Linked DNA regions of Homo sapiens: region 1 is linked to region 2. A link is an interaction called in ENCODE POLR2A ChIA-PET data of the cell type or tissue named here. Cell type or tissue: GM12878. All regions are shown on one strand. Each heading gives the region's core, and the rest is flanking DNA. Links, peaks and the distances in the headings are about the cores only. Region 1 has its middle 74 kb from the start of LINC02698. Region 2 overlaps LINC02698 (long intergenic non-protein coding RNA 2698).

Region 1 (2,920 bases), core at 268-2,767, 290 kb before region 2:
CTAAATGAACGGGTCAGGGAGCAGAGATCAACTTGTACGTAATCTTGCGAAAGGGGCTGTTCAGGTGTGGTGATATTCTTGGTCTTAGAGGGAGGGGAATTAAAAAACAACCGCTTCTTTTGATGGGTCTGTGCCTTAGATAAAGGCTTTGGGAGAGACGGTTGGGGCTGGAGGCCAGGGGGAAGGTCAGAGAGACCTTGAGGCTTCTTCAGTTTGTCATGACAAAGTACCATATTTTGTGGTATCAGTTTCTGAGCCCCAACAGGAACTAGCAGGATTTGGAATTGATCAGATTTGGGGAAAAGTGTGGAGAAGAGGAAGAAGTAATGAGGAGGGGGGACCCCCCACTGTCATAAACATAGATGACTAAAATGATGGTCAACTGTGGGGGAAGATGATAAGTGTGGTTTTATGCTATGCTATTTTTGAGAAGGTACGTGCTGTAATCTGTTTAATGATAGGTTTTATGCAGGAAACATCACTGTACTCTAGAAGCATCTAGCACGGTGCTGGGCACAGAACAGGCACTACATGATAATGGGTTGACTATTAGTTGCGAGGTTCCTGGTGACAAATCCAGGCCCAAATATCTCAGGCAGTGTGTGTGTATGTGTACATTTTCATTTCAGAGCTCTCGATGACTCATTTGGTGGGATAAACAAATTCATGTGCCATTCTGAGAGAGACCACGTTGGGGTGGGGGTGCGGAACAATGGGAGAGGCATTTTATAGTTCATCACGATATTGGTATCTACAGCTCATTTTGTACATAAGTATTAATAGCACTTCCAGGATTTAGACAAATTAAATGTTGAGTGACAGTGAGGCATCCAAGTAGAAAAGCCCAGAAGGCAGTTGGAGACACTCAACTGGAGCTAAGGGAAGAAGTCAGGGCTATTGCTTGAGATATGAGAGATGTCACACTTCGAGGAAGAAGATGGGAAGGCTGGAGAAGCAAGGGACCCACCTGAGCCTCAGGCAGGCCCAGTGAGAAAAAGGAGTGAGGGAGTGGGGAGTGGGAAGGCCAGTGAAGAAGGCAGTCCACTGTGTCCAGGAGGAGGCGGAGGGAGGAGAGAATGCTGTCAAATGCTGCAGGGGATGAGGGAGAAGAGCTCTGAAAAATGCATTTAATCCGGCACAGAGGTAGGTTTCTAGGTAACGGGGAGAATGTAGCTCTAACGGAGTGGTGAGGATGGAGTGCGTATCGCAGGGTGTCACCAAATGACTGGGCAGGAAGAAGACGAGAGTAGGGGTATGAATGGACAATTTTGTCTGTGAACGGAAAGTGAAATTTAGAGATGTGTGGTTAAAATAAGTGGTTCAGAATGTAAGACCTCAAATAATACAAAAAAGAGTTAAGAAGATGTCTTAAAGGACATTGAATTTGAGTTGGGTGCTAAAAAATGAGTGAGCTCTGGCTGGGTGGAGAGCAGTGAATGGAAGTTTCAGGCATGCATTTGCCTCATGGTAACATTCTGGAAATCCCCAGGGTAGTGAACTGAGTTTGAGAGGCAGAGCGCTTTGAACTGAATACAGTTCACGTCAACGGAGAGTGGGACCTGGTGCTGTTTGACTCCAGGGTCCTCTGATAGTTGGAAGAAAGTTAAATAATAGGTAGCAACTATCAGCTTATGACATACAAATTGTTGAGGTTGAAAGCTCAGGCCTTGGGGTCAGAGAAACAAACCTCTCGAACTAACTTGGAACATCTAGATCACTTAGGGTGCTAGGAGTGTGGCCTTGAGCTCCTTACTTATGAAATATACATAGTAATACCTCCTTCAAAGCGTCGTTGTAGGGCTTAATGAGTTTAACACAAATGGCCCAGCTAACCATCTTTTGTACTACAGAAAACTGATGTTAAGTGTTTTTGTTTTTTTTTTTTTTTTTTTTTGCGGAGTTTCACTCTGTCGCCCAGGCTAGAGTGCAATGAGTGGCGGCATCTCAGCTCACTGCAACCTCCACCTCTTGGGTTCCAGTGATTCTTCTGCCTCAGCCTCCTGAGTAGCTCAGATTATAGTTGTGTGCCACCACGCCTGGCTAATTTTTGTATTTTTAGTAGAGATGAAGTTTCACCATGTTGGTCAGGCTGGTCTAGAACTCCTGACTGAGGTTAAGTTTTAACCAAGGTTGCTCAGCCAGTATGGAGTGGGATGAGATCAAACCTAGTTCTCCAATGCCAGAGATTGTCCTCTTTCACTTGCTTTCCTTCTCCCTTCTTCACATTTGTTAACTACTTTTTATAGGCTGGACTCTAAGGGGTGCATGCATGTCTCTCTCTCTTTCTCTCCTGTGCCTTTAGTCACATGTGGTGGGAGTAGGGTGGAGAGATGGGTACAAGGATAAATAAGGCATAGATTCTGTCCTTGAAGTGCCCGTGGTCCAGGCTAGTGGGGAAGGTACTATGCAGAGAGGTAATTAAAATAAAATGTGATAAGCGCAAAAATAGACTATAAACAGAGTGTCATGGCAGCCCAGGAGTGAGATAAACTCTTCCTGGGAAAGCTGGGAAAGGCTGCATAGAACAGGTGATGCTCATCTTGGATCCTGAAGAATAAATCAGCATTTGTCAGATAGAGATCAAAGAAAAGGCATTGCAGGAGAGAAGAACACAATGCAAAGGCCTGGACTCCTGTGGCAGCCACAGCATGGTATGTTCAGGAACAGGGCAAGCTCAAAAGCTCAGCATTTGGGGTACATGTCAAGAAGAGAGGAAGATGAGGCTGAAAAATGAGGTGGGGCCAAATTGTCAAGGGAGAGTTTCATGGTGGGCCAAGGAGCTTGAGCTTTATTTTTGGGTGATGAGAAACCAGCAGAAGCCTTTGGTAGGGGAATGAGTAGGTTTAATTTTTTTTTTCTTTTTGGGAGTACCAGTTTCATTGACATACAATTCACAATTCACCTATTTAAAATGTAGAAT
Region 2 (2,920 bases), core at 208-2,707:
ATTAGGAATAAAAGGCATAAAATGCAAATGCCTGGCTGAGCTCCAGTTGGAGAATAATCAATCAATCCTTGGAATATAAATTACTGATATCAGATTCTTCCCTGCTATGATACAGGGGGGAGGGTTAAAAGAGTTAACACCTGAAATGGGCATTGCCAAGGAGATGGGCGGGGAGGGAGAGCAGTCCCTTTCAGGTGTACACCTTGAGGTTTGAAGTGTGTGTGTGTGTGTGTGTGTATGCTTTGTGTCACTTAGTGTTCACAATTCTGGGAGGCAGGCATTTGTATTCTTCCTGTTGTGCAAAAAAGGAAACTGAGGCTCAGAGCTGTCAAGTAACTATTCCCAGGACCAGTGACTATGAAACAAGAGATATTTAGTTTGAACTTGTACCTGAGGTTCTGACTGCAAGCCCAGTGAACTTGAAAAAATACACCAAAGCTACAGAAAGAAACTGGAGACAAAAGAAATACCCTACAAACTTTTTCAATTTTGTCTTGGCTGAGACTTGTTTACCTTCAAATAGGGGAGGACACATGAATGTGTATGTGGAGCAATTTTAGTATGGAACTGCCAAGGCAGGCAGCCCGCTTTGCATGATTTATGAAGACAACGAAAAAAAGGAAGTTGAGAGTTGACTTTGTAAAAATAACCTCCATTTACTGTGAATTTGCTATTTGAAGTACACCCCTGTTTTCATTAATTTATCCTCCCTTCACAAAGTTCCTTTGACCTTTCCTTTTCAATCCACTTATGCAGCCGAGGGCTTAAACTATTTCTAGTTTATCATGGACATTATGCTTATTTTTCTTTAAAACGTTTTTTCAATTGAAATATAACACTCATACAGAAATACACACAAAACACGAAACTACATAGTTCCACAAATTATCATGCAATAGACACCTAGGAAGCCGTCACCTAGATTGGGAAATAAAACACCTCTAGCATCCAAGATGCTCTCTTCTTGTCCCCTCCTCCCCCTCACTACTCTCTTTCTACTTCTGGAGGCTTATTTTTATCCAGAGGTTACTCTTCTTCTGGCTTCTAAGATTATAGATTAATATTGCCTATTTTGGGACTTTATATAAATAGACTTATACTATATATTATTTTGTATTTGACTTATTTTGATCACTATTATATACATGAGAGTCACCCATCGTTGCATACAGCAGTTTATTTTCATTGCTGTATACTTTACCACTGTACAAATATACCCCATTCATCTGTCTATTCCACTGTTAGAATTTGGATTGTTTTCACTTTGGGGTTATTATAAATAATGTTACTATGAACAACATCCCTGCACAATTTTTTTTTTTTTTTAGACGGAGTCTCACTTTGTCTCACGCCTAGGCTGGAGTGCAGTGGTGTGATCTCAGCTCAGTGCAACCTCTACCTCCTGGGTTCAAGCAATTCTCCTGCCTCAGCCTCCCAGGTTACTGGGATTACAGGCGTGTGCCACCCTGCCCAGCCTGTACGTGTCTTTTGGTGCACATGTGTATATTTCTGCTGGATATTTACTTGGGATTGAAACTGCTGGGTCATAGAATATATGTAAGTTTAAGTTTAGCAGGTAATACCAAGCTGTTTTCCAAGTAATTGTACCAACGTACAGTCCCATCAACAATGTCTGAGTGCTCCAGTGGCTGCGCAACCTTGCCAACACTTGCTATTACCAATCTTGTGAGTTTCAGTTACTCTGGTAGATGTGTAGTGGTGTTTCATTGTGGTTTTAGTTTTCATTTCCTTGATTACTAATAAGGTTGATCACGTTCATATGTTTACCGGCCTCTGAAATATCTTTTCTTATGAAGTCCCCTTTTCACCCACTTTTTAATTAATTGTCTGTGTTTTATTGATTTGTAAGAGCTCTTCATATATTTTAGATTGAATCTTTGCTTACTTTATATGGATGCAAATAACTTCTCTGTCTGAGCACATGTTTTTTTTTTCTACTCATGGTATCTTTTGATAAGTTGAAGTTCTTAGTTTTAGTGTAGTCTAATTTAACAGCCTTTTCTTTCATGATTAGTACTTTTATGTGCTTCTAAATAATTTCTGTTTTTCTCCTAAGTCCATAGAAATAATATCCTATATTATCACATAGAATCTTTATAGTGCTTTCACTTTCAGATATGAATACCAACTGAAATTAATTTTTGTATATGCTCTGGTATAAAGGTCAAGTTTATTTTTTGTATATGGGTATCCGAGGGTTCCAATATTATTTATAGAAAAGATTGTCCTATTCCCACAGTTCCACAGTCTCAGAAGCCAATGTCCATACATGTATGGTATTTTCTAAACTCTCTTCCACCTCATTGGTCTATTTAACTATCATTGTACTAATGTCACACTATCTTAATTATTATAGTTTAGTGGTATATCCTTCTACCTTTTTGTTCTTCTTTAAGGAATGTCTTAGCTTCTTGGCCATTTGTGCTTTTATGTACATTTTAAAATAATACATTTTCAATTTCACAAAGAAAAAAGGAATAAAGAAAAACTATTGACATTTTGATTGATATTAAAGTGAATATATAGCTCAGTTTGGATATAATTGATGTTTTCACAGTATTTAGTTTTTAATGCTTATGAATTTAGATCTTTTAATTTTTCCAATAATGTTTTATAGGGTTTTTTGGGGGTGTATGTATGTGTAGAAGTCTTTCATACCTTTTATCAGATTTATTACTATTTTATATTTTCTGATGCTATTATGACTAGGTTATAATATCTAAAGAATAATCTATTTTCCAGCTCTTTGCTAGTATTATACACTTATATTTGGTTTTTACATATTGACCTTGTTTTCAACAACCTTTCTCAATAATTTTTTAAATTATGATTATTTATCATATATTCTTTTGGATTTTCTATGTTTAATATAATATTATCTGTAAATATTGACAGTGTT

The links. Peaks named below come from ENCODE experiments on the same cell type or tissue, not always from the same donor. Only the 100,000 strongest peaks of a DNase experiment are listed, where the experiment ranks them.
Region 1: POLR2A ChIA-PET joins it to region 2 with 5 read pairs; 1 of 35 experiments calls an interaction of 5 or more read pairs at or near these places.

What each region holds. Positions count from the first base shown.
Region 1 is chr11:115,584,357-115,587,276 of GRCh38, forward strand. No RefSeq gene overlaps it. Among named protein-coding and RNA genes, the nearest start is that of LINC02698, 74 kb to the right of the region's middle. RefSeq lists an enhancer at 1,486-1,555. In GM12878, for the core only: a CTCF peak has its summit at 1,206; DNase peaks (open chromatin) are centred at 605 and 1,295; H3K4me3 peaks cover 426 bases; H3K27ac peaks cover 2,188 bases.
Region 2 is chr11:115,873,340-115,876,259 of GRCh38, forward strand. All of the region lies in intron 2 of LINC02698 (long intergenic non-protein coding RNA 2698), which reads left to right. Among named protein-coding and RNA genes, the nearest start is that of LINC02703, 45 kb to the right of the region's middle. In GM12878, for the core only: no CTCF peak of the experiment used is centred there; DNase peaks (open chromatin) are centred at 562 and 1,702; H3K27ac peaks cover 2,044 bases.